Linked DNA regions of Homo sapiens: region 1 is linked to region 2. A link is a contact called in ENCODE Hi-C or POLR2A ChIA-PET data. All regions are on one chromosome and are shown on one strand. Each heading gives the region's core, a stretch centred on a gene start or an enhancer-like site at or near the end of the contact. The rest is flanking DNA. Distances are from core to core; before and after follow the strand shown.

Region 1 (5,924 bases), core at 2,932-5,431, 170 kb before region 2:
AGCTGGTTGGAAATTTTTATTAGTCAAAACATACGAATTGATAAATAGGATAGGGTATGCAGTCTGGGCTGGGCAAAGAATGTGAAGGGTAGGTATGCAGGTCAGCACAACTGGTTGCGATGTTATCTTGAGAAATGGGCCACCTGGTGGTCTGGCCAATGGCAACAAGGCTGCCATTCCTTCCTGTGGTGGAACACTCTACAATCTTGGTTTATTTTGGATCTCCTAAGGACAGTTCTTGGAATGCCTTAAGTAAAAGGCATGGTTAAACATTATGGGAGCATAGAAGAACAACAGAGTATGACTAAAGCCTTGGGATTAGTGGGTAAGACATCAGTGAGGTAGTGGTATGGGTTTTGTGATCAGTGGGAATGTATTAAAGAATGCTCTGGTGAGGGTGAGCTGAAGCCAAGCCCCATTGCTACTCTGTCTCATTCCCTGCTGAGAAACTTCACCTTCTTTATGCTTAAGGAGAAAGGGCCGAAGATCTCATCTTCAGAAGCTACTTCCTGCTGAACAAGTTATTGTCCTTGCCTAACCTTTTAGGGCAAGCAGTCTTTACAGGATTTATAATCACCTCAAAGGTAGATCAGAGAAAGGAAAATTCAAGACAGGAAGTCAGAAGTTGTTCATGGAGGGGAAAATAATAAATGGCAAAGGTCACACAAATATAAAACCAGAAAGTACTATTCCCTGTGCCAGGTATTGAACCCAGGCAGCCATTGTGAAAAGGCAAAGCCTTAGCTACTGAGCTACAGCATGAGGCAGTTGTCATTGGTCTTCCCAGAAGGAAACTAGAGTAGCCATTTTCAAGCTTGCTAGGAATTTCAGCTGCTCAAGATAATTTGTAAGGTTAGCCACGACATTCTTATGCATCCTTCTTTTAATTTAAACCTTTTAAAAAATTGTTGAGAATAAGAAAAGTGCTTTTCTTTTAATGATGAAATTAGTTTCAATAGCTACTCAATCCAAAAGCCCTTTAAGGCTCAGATGGTAATTTTTCAGGTTTTTATAATATAAGCAAATGGTATTTCTAGAGAGGGGGTAGAGGAGGCATCTCCATGGTCCCCAAGAATTTACTCTCAGGAATAGATTTAAGATAGCAAAAGATGACAAAAGCCCCTTGGGGTGGGACCTTTTAAGACAGAACTCATCCCCAAGTGCTTGACACGTTTGGGACAAAGAACGTGTGCTTATGTGTCTCAGTCTCCAGGTCCTTTCAGACTGGCTACCTGACATGAGCCTCGGAATTCCCACCTTCTGGATGCTAGATAGCAAGAGAGGGTACCCCACCATGGTCATAAGGTCAAGCTCTCAAAGACATAAAATAAGATGAAAGGGAAACCTCGTCCAGTTTTTGTTTCAAGGACCTGCAGCAACGTTTGTAACTGACAAGTCTGCCAAACAGCAGGCTTATAGGGGTCATAGACCTTGAGACAAACAATTATCTTTACCATTTCACTCAACTGGTGTGCACAGAGAAGCAGGTCAGAAGCCTGGCTGGTAAGAAATCCTTAACCTTTTGCTCGCATGCCAGATTTCTGGGTTGCCTTTCTGTGTAGCTTCCGTAAGAGCAAAGCAGCTGTTGATGACTCTTCTCACTGCAGCACAGCTGTGGGGGCCAAGCTGCATTACAAGAGAAAGTCATCTTTTTTCCATTTTTTGGTGGAAGCGTAGGTAAATCCTCTTCTCTTTGCAAGAAGTCATCCAACAGTCTGCATGGGGCAATCAGATGTCAAGTTAAACACACAAGAAGGAAAAATGGATCAGGACGTGAGTGACGCAAACTGTGGACCCACGTGCTATCAGTCCTCTCTTCACAAAGATAGCACCCAGGGTCTGTAGGCTTGCATGCTTGAATAGACAGACGACAAAGTCCACAGCCTTCCCTTTCCCACAAGGCGTGGCAAAGGGAGGGAATGTACTTAAAGAATATTACAGATTCCAGTGCCAGACAGAGTTTCCTACCAGCTGAACTGAATGACTGTTTTTGCCTATGCTGCGTGGGTGTCTATTGAGGTTGAACCAGTGCCACATGGGTGTCTACTGAGGCTGAATCAGTGCCACACGGGTGTCTTCAGACTGAGTCAATTAAGTTAATGAAAAGCGAAGGAAGGGAAGGAAAAAGGAAGAAGAAAGAAAAAGAAAGACCCAACAAATAGAAGACCAGGAGGGAAGGAAAAGCATTGTCTGGGGTGGGTTGTGAGGGGTCACAGGGAGGCTGGAGGAAAAACTCACCAGTTGTAGCAGTGCTGAATCAAAACTTCAGGTGGCCTTCCATCAGTCACGGAGGGGTCACGTCCAGCTGTCCTGCTGGCTCACATGCCTCCCTCCACAGAGGAGAAAAAAGCACCCCATGTCTGGTGATCGCAGACAAGCCCTGAATGAATATGTTACTGACCATGAGTTCTTGGGCTCTCAATGCAATAGGACATGAGGCCGACAGAGTTCTCCCAGACGAGGCTTCATTGGAGCCTCCTGAGGTGGTACACTCCACAACTTTGGTTTGATAGTTTGGGTCTCGTAAGGCCAGTTCCTGGAATTCTTTAAGTAAAAGCCACGGTTAAACATTTTGAGAGCTCAGTGGAACAATATAGCATGACTAAAGCCTTGGGGTTAGCGGGTATGGCATCAGTGAGGTACTGGTGTGGGTTTTGTGATCACTGGGAATGTATGAAAGAATGCTGTAGCAGGGATGAGCTGGAGCCAAGCCTCATTCCTACTCTGTCTCATAAATACTGTTGATTTTTCTGTATTCATCTTCTGACAAGCTTGCTTTTTTGGCCATGTTTATTCGTTTTTAAATTTCTAGAGATGGGCACTTAGATCGTTTGTTTCAGTCTTACTCCTCTCCTGATATACACTATTCAACCTTTAAGATAGCTGTTGATCATGTTGGTAGTATTGATAGCAGTATATATTTCTTTCCTTTGCATAGTTTTTTCTTTAGACATAACTGGAAGTTTGGAGTTCTCAAAGTACCTTGGTGAAGCATGATATCTGTGCTTTCAGTGATGTGACATCACTTAGTGGAAGAGGGTGAAGAAAACACCCCTGGTTCTTAGGGTCCTTGTAAAAATATTGAGATATACTGTCACATATAAATTTCCTATGTCAAGTGGAGATAGAATATGTTAATACTGATGGGCCACCAGCCACATATGGAGATTCTTGCCTGTGCAGGGCGTTGTTTTGTTGGTATGGACGGCAAGATGTCGTTTGGCTGTGCACAGATTCTCCTGCTCTTTTATCAGTATAGAGAGAACAAGTACACAAACAATGGGAATTTTGTTTATTGTCACTAAAATAGTTCATCAAATGAAACAGTAGTTTTCATCATTAGACTGGAGTAGGGATTCTTTCTTTTTTGGTATTTTGGAGGAAAATACTTGTTTTTTGGGGTTAAGTTTTAAACCATATTTGATTGTTCTCTGATACAACTAGGAACTCACAGGGGTGGTTTGTATAGTGGATTTACATCTTTGTGGTCTATTTCTAAAAATAACCAAGACGAACTTGTCATAGTTATTTGATGTATTTGATAAAACATGGGGACTATTGTGTCTTTTTTTTCCCAACATTTTGATTGTTGTTTAGGTTAAACTTGATGTAATGATCACCAGCTTATACATACTAATTTGATGGTTTAATGCCAACCTGTGCCAACTAGATTTTGCATTATATTCTAAAGTTCCTTTCATAGACCCTGAAGGTTTTGATAAATTACTGTTTTGATTTTCATAATGTCATTTTGACCTGAGGACTTTTTTAGATTTAAATGAGCTTGGTGGTTTATTAAATGTCATGGAGAGTTTAAATCCAGGATAAACTTAGCCGTTGCTTTTTTTCACTCCTTTGATTAGGGATTCTGTCTGTGGAAAAAATATAGATAGTGGTTGATATCAGTTTTGTGTTCATAGAGATTCTGAGTCTTTTACATGCTTTCTTTTAGGTTGTTGACTATATACTGCCACCCTTGGTGTCCTTGGTTCAAAGCCAAAATGGTAAGTGTGATGACACCAGCAAGAATTGCATCAGTTACACATTCTATTTTCATTCTGTCTCCATGGAGTCACATTCTTGGCATTTTTTTTTTCTTTCAAGTGGAGTGGAGACTCTTTAGCTTGCGGTTGCTCTCAGAAACCACATCTCTACTCGTGAACCAGGAGTTTGGGGATGGCAAGGAGAAGGCCAGTGTTGATTCTGACAGCAATCTTCTGGCTCTCATTCGAGATGTCTTACTTCCCCAGTAAGTATCATGCAGTTGTATTCATGCAGAGAAGTGTAGGCTATCCAGGAAGCTTCTGTCAAACTAGGTTCAGTGATGGGGTTGGGGTCTTGATGTCCTTATGTTTATACACATATGCTTGTGTACTCATTATAAAAAAAGTTTAGACAGGTGCGGTAACTGTTAGACTGCAGAAGACTCAGAAGGTCTCAGTTCATCTTTGAGGACATCCATTTAAAGCTTAATCTGTTTTTTGCCAGAAACATGATTTTGAAGTTATGCAGATTTAAACGTGTTCATGGCTCAAGGGGTGAGGGTTATGATTCAAGGTCTATATTACACGACTACTGGAACATGAAATTGAGACTTCTCCTGGCTCTACTCAGAAATAATAGAGATAGAGGTAATCCCCTTCTCCAAACTCTTGGAATAGAACTTAGGTTTAGTTCTGAGCAGGACTTTCTCAGGGGTTGGGTGGAGGTGGCGGAACAGGTAATGAGTATGGAGAAAGGGTTTTTGTATTCTTTTACTTCATTGCTCATAAAGCAAACACACAGCAGGATGACTACTGAGGGCACCTAATGCAAACATGCAAAACCCTAAAATCTCACCTTATAGTTGAGGGGACACTGTCAATTTTATCAAAGCTAGTTTCAAAAAGTATATGCCATATGTCAATATTAAAGAAGATTTTGTGAAATCAAACAAATGCTAGATGGTGTATCATGCATTAATATGCCTACCTGATCATGGCTTTCTCCAGGGCCTGGGCCGCAGTCTGGGTCAGTTTGGCAGGTTTATAAGAATGACAGCCTGAGTTAATGCTTCCCTCTATTGTTTCAACTTCTTAAGACCCACTGTTCTCATTTAAAAAAAATTAATGATCATAGTAAAGAAATCAGATGTAATTACATTCTGATTTTGGCCAATGTTAAGAGTTTGAACTCTCTCATATAATATTAGGTTCACATTAAAGAAAACCCAAATAACTGAAATTGCCAGTTGCTGTAGATGAAGCACTCAACCACTCCAGTTGGTTGAGGAAGGTACCTTTTACTAAGTGTGTGGGTGTTCTGTGTCGACCCTTTGGCTCTCTGGGGGAGCCTGTCTTGACTGACTGGAGCTTGATTTCTAGGCCAGCCTCTTGTTTCTTTTTTCCTATTTACACTTCTGCAGCTGGTTTCAGGGACAGCTCTGATAATTAATATGTACTGTAAGAATACTTTTAATGCCCAAAGTAAGACAATTGTTTGAAACTTTGTCATGTGGAGTTTGCTCAGTGATAAACTGTCAGTAGGTACCTTTTCAGTTACATTTGTTATATATGAGTGTATGTCTGTGATCTATACTTATGTGAATTCAATAAAAGATTATACCCTTCTTTAATGGGATTAATGTTTTTAGTGCATTTTATGCTTCTAAAAGTATTCATATATAGTTATATGCATCTTTCTGACAAGAAAATTCCTTAAATGTAGTTTTTGTACAAAATATATTTAAAGGATGTGCTTTGAGAGCTGGGTTCAGTGGCTCGTGCCTGTAGTCCCAGGTATTTGGGAAGATGAGACTGGAAGATTGTCTGAGCTCAGGGGTTTGAGGCCAGCTTGGGCAGCATAGCAAGGCTCTGTCTCTCAAGAAAAAAACAAAAACAAAAAGAAAATATGTGCTTTGGATATCTGCAATGTGAAAACTTGTA
Region 2 (6,239 bases), core at 2,070-4,569:
AAAGGTGCTCATAGTAGCCTTGAATAATCTTTTGTGTTTCTGTGGTATCAGTAGTAATATATCCCATTTCATTTCTAATAGATCTTATTTGGATTTTCTCTCTTCTTTTCTTGGTTAATCTCACTAATGGTCTATCAATTTTATTTATCTTTTCAAAGAACCAGCTTTTTGTTTCATTTCTCTTTTGTATTTTTTGTTTTTTTGATTTCATTTAGTTTTGCTCTGATCTTTGTTATTTCTTTTCTTCTGCTGTGTTTTGGTTTGAATTGTTCTTGTTTCTCTAGTTTCGTGAGGTGTGACCTTAGAGCGTCTGTTTGTGCTCTTTCAGACTTTTTTTTTTTTTTTTTTTTTTGAGACGGAGTCTCGCTCTGTCGCCCAGGCTGGAGTGCAGTGGCATGATCTCAGCTCACTGCAAGCTCTGCCTCCCAGGTTCATGCCATTCTCCTGCCTCAGCCTCCCGAGTAGCTGGGACTGCAGGTGCATGCCACCACGCCCAGCTAATTTTTTGTATTTTTTAGTAGAGGTGGGGTTTCACCGTGTTAGCCAGGATGGTCTCGATCTCCTGACCTTGTGATCCACCCGCCTCAGCCTCCCAAAAGTGCAGGGATTACAGGCATGAGCCACTGCGCCCGTCCCAGACTTTTTGATGTAGGCATTTAATGCTATGAACTTTCCTCTTAGCACCACTTTTGCTGTATCCCAAAGGTTTTGATAGCTTGTGTCACTATTATTCAGTTCAAAGAATTTTTAAATTTCCATCTTGATTTCATTGTTAGCCCAATGATCATTCAGGAGCAGATTATTTAATAACCATGTATTTGCATGGTTTTGAGGGTTCCTTTTGGTGTTGATTTCCAATTTTATTCCACTGTGTTCTGAGAGAGTGCTAGATATAATTTCGATTTTTTAAAATTTACTGAGACTTATTTTGTGCTTTATCATATGGCCCATCTTGGAGAATGTTCCATGTACTGATGAATAGAATGTATATTCTATAGTAGTTGGGTAGAATGTTCTGTAAATGTCTTGTACATACATTTTTTCTAGGGTATAGTTTAAGTCCATTGTTTCTTTGTTGACTTTCTGTCTTGATGACCTGTCTAGTGCTGTTAGTGGAGTATTAAAATCCCCCACTATTATTGTGTTGACATCTGTCTTATTTCTTAGGACTAGCAGTAATTGTTTTATAAATTTGGGAGTTTCAGTATTAGGTGCATACATATTTAGGATTGTGATATTTTCCTGTTGTACTAGTCCTCTTATCATTATGTAATGTCCTTCTTTGTCTTTTTAAACTTCTCTTGCTTTAATGTTTGTTTTGTCTGATATAAGAATAGCTATTCCTGTTCACTTTTGGTGTCCATGTGCATGGAATATCTTTTTCTACTTATTTATCTTAAGTTTATGTGAGTTCTTATGTGTTAGGTGACTCTCCTGAAGACAGCAGAAATTTGTTTGGTGAATTTTTATTCATTCTGCCATTCTTTGTCTTTTAAGTGGTGCCTTTAGGCCATTTCACATTCAACGTTAGTACTGAGATGTGAAGGTACTATTCTATTCATCTTGCTATTTGTTGCCTGAATGCCTTGTTTCTTTTTTCATTGTATTATTGTTATATAGATCCTGTGAAATTTATGCATTAAAAAGGTTCTATTTTGGTGTATTTCAAGGATTTGTTTTGATTTAGAGCTCTTTTTAGCAGTTCTCATAATGCCGGCTTGGTAGTGCTGAGTTTTCTCAGAATTTGTTTGTCTGGAAAAGACTGTGTCTTTCCTTCATTTATGAAGCTTAGTTTCGCCAGATACAAAATTCTTGGCTGAAAATTATTTTGTTAAAGGAGGCTAAAAATAGGACACCAATCCTGTCTGGCTTGTAGAGTTTCTACTGATAAATCTGTTGTTACTGTAATAGTTTTTCTTTCATGGGTTACCTGATGCTTTTACCTCACAGCTCTTAAGATCCTTTTCTTTGTCCTGACTTTAGATAACCTGAAGACTGTGTGCCAAGGTGATGATCTTCCTGTGATGAGTTTCCCAGTTGTTCTTTGAGCTTCTTATATTTGGATGTCTAGATCTCTAGCAAGGCTGGGGAAATTTTCCTTGACTATTCTCTTAAATGTGTTTTCCAAACTTTTACATGTCTCTTCTTCCTCAGGAACACCAATTATTCTTAGGTTTAGATGCTTAACATAGTCCCAAACTTCTTGGAGGCTTTGTTCATTTTTTAAAAATTCTTTCTTCTTTTCTTTGATGCATTGGATTAATTTGAAAGCCTTGTTTTCGAGCTCTAAAATTCTTTCTTCTGCTTGTTTGATTCTATTGCTGAGACTTTCCAGTGCATTTTGCATTTCTCTAAGTGTGTTCTTCATTTCCAGAAGTTGCGATTGTTTTTTATTTATGCTATCTATGTCATTGAAGATTTCTCCTTTCATATCCTGTATCATGTTTTTGATTTCTTTAATTTGGAGTTCACCTTTCTCTGATGCCTCCTTGATTAGCTTAATAATTAACCTTCTGAGTTCTTTTTCTGGCAATTCAGAGATTTCATCTTGGTTTGGATCCATTGCTGGTGAGCTGGTGATCTTTTGGGGGTGTTAATCTACCTTGTTTTGTCATATTACCAGAATTGTTTTTCTGGTTCCTTCTCATTCGGGTAGACTATGTCAGAGGCAAGATGTGGGACTCAAGGGCTGCTGTTCAGATTCTTTTGTCCCACAGGGTGCTCTCTTGATGTGCTGTTCTCACCCTTCCCCTAGGGATGGGGCCTCCTGAGAGCCAACCTGCGGTGATTGTTTTTGCTATTCTGGGTCTAGCCACCCAGCAGAGCTACTGGGCTCAGGGCTGCTACTGAGGAATCTCTGCAAAGAGTCCTGTGATGTGATCCATCTTTATGTCTTTCGGCTGTGAATACCAGCACCTCCTCTGGTGGAGGTAGCAGGGGAGTGAAGTGGGCCTTGGTCCTTGGGTCCTTGGTTATATTTTTGTTTTGTGTTGGTTGACCTCCAGCCAGGAGGTGGCGCTTTCAAAAGTGCATTGCCTGTGATACTATAGGGAGGATGCAAATTTGCCTTAGGGTTGCCAGGTTAAGTATTCAGGTTTCTCAGGTGGTGGGCAGGGCCATAGAGCGCCCAAGAGATTATATCCTTTGTTTTCAGCAACCAGGGTGGGCAGAGAAAGACTACCAGGTGGAGGCAGGTATAGGCATGTCTGAGCTCAGACTCTCCTTGGGCAGGGCTTGCTGTGGCTGCTGTGAGGGGTGGGGGTGTGGTTCCCAGTCCAGTGAAGTTATGTTCCCAGAGGATTACGGCTGCATCTGCTGAGTCACGCAGGTCACCAGGGAAGTGGGAGAAAGCTGGCAGTCATAGGCCTCACCCTACTCTCATGCAGCCTGCAGTCCTAAAGGCCAGTCTCACTCCCACTGTGCTCCCCAGCGGCACCGACTCTAGTAGAGGAGCCAGTGACCAGTGCTGAGAACTTGCCCTGGACCACCAGCCTCCCTGCTGAGAAAGCAAGCCAACTCACAGTTTTTTGGCATCTCAGGGAGCTTGCAGTGGCAATTCAGTTCCTTCAAAGGGTCTATGGATGCTCTCAGCCTTCCTGGTATGTTGCTGTGGTAGTTCTTGGAGCAAATGTTCACAATGTATCTCCACACACTCTTCTGTCTGTTCTAGTGGGAGCTGCAAGCTGGTCCTGCCACCTTATTTGAATATTTCTTCATAGGAACAGAATCTGGATCATGAGTGGAGTCCGTTTTGAAATAACTATACTGGGATTCAACCTCCACAATGTATTTGTTTTAATATTTACTGCTTCAACTTTTCTGCAATATTTCTAAAATTGACAGTGTAACTTTTGTTGATAAAAATAAAATTTCAGTTTTTTTTTTTTTTTTTTTTTTTTTTTGGTGGTGGTTTTAATATATTATTTCAGCTGTTTTTACCGTGGGAAGAAAAGTGTTTTCCCCAATGGTTTGTGGTTTTCTGACTTTTACTGTAAAATATGAAATCTCACAGGGGCTTCTGAATATTTGTCATTTAGTTTCTTAAATGTTGAGAAGTACTGGACTGAGAGTCACATGAAATAAAGAATTTTAATTTTCTCTTGTGGGTACTTAGTTTTAAATTTTCATGCTAATTGTGATGGCTTCCTAGTATTTCTTGCTAAAATATCAAGCAAAATACATAGTAAGATTCATTTAACAGTAGTAGTTTTCACAATTTCACTATTTTTAGCTGGTTTTCAAATGTATTTAACTTGGCATTGTTTTTAACATTATAATGTGACTGAGGAAGCTGGGGAGCAGAATCACACTGACTTTTTTTTTTTTTTTTTTTTTTGCTCCTGGTTATTAGTATTATGTATAATTCTATTTTTTTTTTTGGCCGGAATCTATAAGGTACTTGTCTACCTTTTTATTGTTAATTTAGTTAAAACTGAATAATATAATTGGCACATCCATTTAACCAGGTGTACATGAACTGCTTTATAGCAAATATGTACATATGTATGTGTATATATGTGCAATATACTGAAATTTTACAGAAACTCATGGGATGTTCACTCTGGCTGTCTTGAGTCGTGCTGCCCCTACTCTTTCTCCAGGATACCCGCCAATGCGCATTCTGCTAGGCAGGAGGGTGCATGTGTCCGGTGAAAAGACCAGTTTCAGTTATTATCTTTTTGGTAAAAATAATTGTAAAACATGTTCATATATATATATATATATATATATATATATATATATATATTTTAAATCACACTCCAGTGTATTGCTTTGGAGAACTGTGGTCTAAAATAACAAAACACTTGCTTAAGAAATAGAGGACAAGAAAGTGATTCATTAGTGAAGGACTGATGGTCGAAAGTCAGGAATAGAGAGCAGAGAAGGAAAATAAACAGAGAAGTTGATGTTAAATTTGTAGAAAAGTAAGGAAAAATCTTAGAAGATTCCAAAAAGGAAGTGAAGCAGCAGCAGCAGCAGTAACGGCAAGAAAGAAAATGACTACAATCCAGGATTTCTACACAGCTTCTACTGTGTGGCTCAAAACCTGGAAAAGAATGTTAGATGAATTATTGTCAACTTCTGCTATTCTTCCTCCAGTGTAGATTCCTATATTTCCACACTTAGGAAATCTGCCTAACCATCTTTTCAGCTAGGTTAGACCACTTGAATAACTGTCTCCAGGACCAAAAGATGGATTGAAAGATAGATACAGCAGCCTGGTGCACCTTCTCTTTGGTTTATGCCTGTGTGTACTGGGGCCTTGGGGTTTTCTCATCTGGCTTTATCCATCCATACTAATTTATGTGAGTGCTAGCAGAGTAGAATAAAGAAGCTGTAATGTAGATTAATAAAAAGTGTTAATGTACCTTGTGATCTATTTAAGATGATTACATTAATATAAGCACTGTTTATGTGAAAGACATTTCTAGTTTCGTTTTTTTTGCTATATACACAATTAAAAGAACACTACAGTAAATGCATTTGACAAACATATATTTATAATTTAAAACTTTTGGTTTACTAAGATTAAAAGGGAATTACCTTAGTTTGATAAATAAGATTACCAAAAAACTAAAGCAAATATCATATTTAATAGAAGATTGAAAATTTCACCCTGAAATTGGGAGCAAGACAAAGATGTCCACCATGACCACTTTTATTAAATGTTGTATTGGAGGTCCTAGCCAGGACAATAAGTTAAGAAAAAGAAATAGATGCATTAAAAGTAGAAAGGAAGAAATAAAACTACCCTTATTTTCAGATGACATGATTGTGAACCTAGAAAATTAAAAAGAATCAATGAACTATTAAAATTAATAAGCAGTTTAGCTAGGTCCCTAAGCACAAGGTCAATATAAAAAAATCAATTGCTATAAGATTGATATAAAAAAATTGACCTGGTTTCTGCCAATTATAAATCAGTAAAAAATTTAAAGATGATTTAATTTATAGTAGCATTCATAAAAATACTTAGGAATAAATCTAATGAACAAAACATACTGAACATTAGGATATTCATAGGACATGATGTTTATAATGTTCAAAACATATTGAACATTAGGATGTTCATAGAACAGTATTTATAATAGAATGAATGAATTGCGACCACTGTTAATACAGTATGGATGGATCTCATATATGATTCTGGTTATATATAGTACAAAACCAGGCAGCAAATTAATCTTTGATGTTAGTAGTTAGGGCAGTAATGATTTTCAGGGAGGGTCTGGAAGGAG

Evidence for each region. A loop is a pair of places that touch in the nucleus more often than their neighbours do. ChIA-PET counts read pairs that join two places held with the same protein, here RNA polymerase II (POLR2A).
Region 1: a map of chondrocyte shows a loop between it and region 2 (3-fold over the local background). The contact joins two enhancer-like sites. A Hi-C loop is called at or near these places in 1 of 168 maps with a recorded cell type or tissue (chondrocyte). POLR2A ChIA-PET finds 5 or more read pairs at or near these places in 3 of 52 experiments (BJ, PC-3 and activated T-cell).

The regions. Positions count from the first base shown.
Region 1 is chr3:41,679,833-41,685,756 of GRCh38, reverse strand. ULK4 (unc-51 like kinase 4) reads left to right here. Exons shown (of 37, transcript NM_017886.4): 28 at 3,953-4,004; 29 at 4,105-4,249. Among named protein-coding and RNA genes, the nearest start is that of ULK4, 280 kb to the left of the region's middle. Within about 2 kb of position 4,181, at least 3 of the 41 ENCODE cell types and tissues checked have a DNase peak (open chromatin) inside an H3K27ac peak, as active enhancers do.
Region 2 is chr3:41,505,276-41,511,514 of GRCh38, reverse strand. All of the region lies in intron 32 of ULK4 (unc-51 like kinase 4), which reads left to right. Among named protein-coding and RNA genes, the nearest start is that of CTNNB1, 310 kb to the right of the region's middle. RefSeq lists an enhancer at 2,640-3,839. Within about 2 kb of position 3,319, at least 2 of the 41 ENCODE cell types and tissues checked have a DNase peak (open chromatin) inside an H3K27ac peak, as active enhancers do.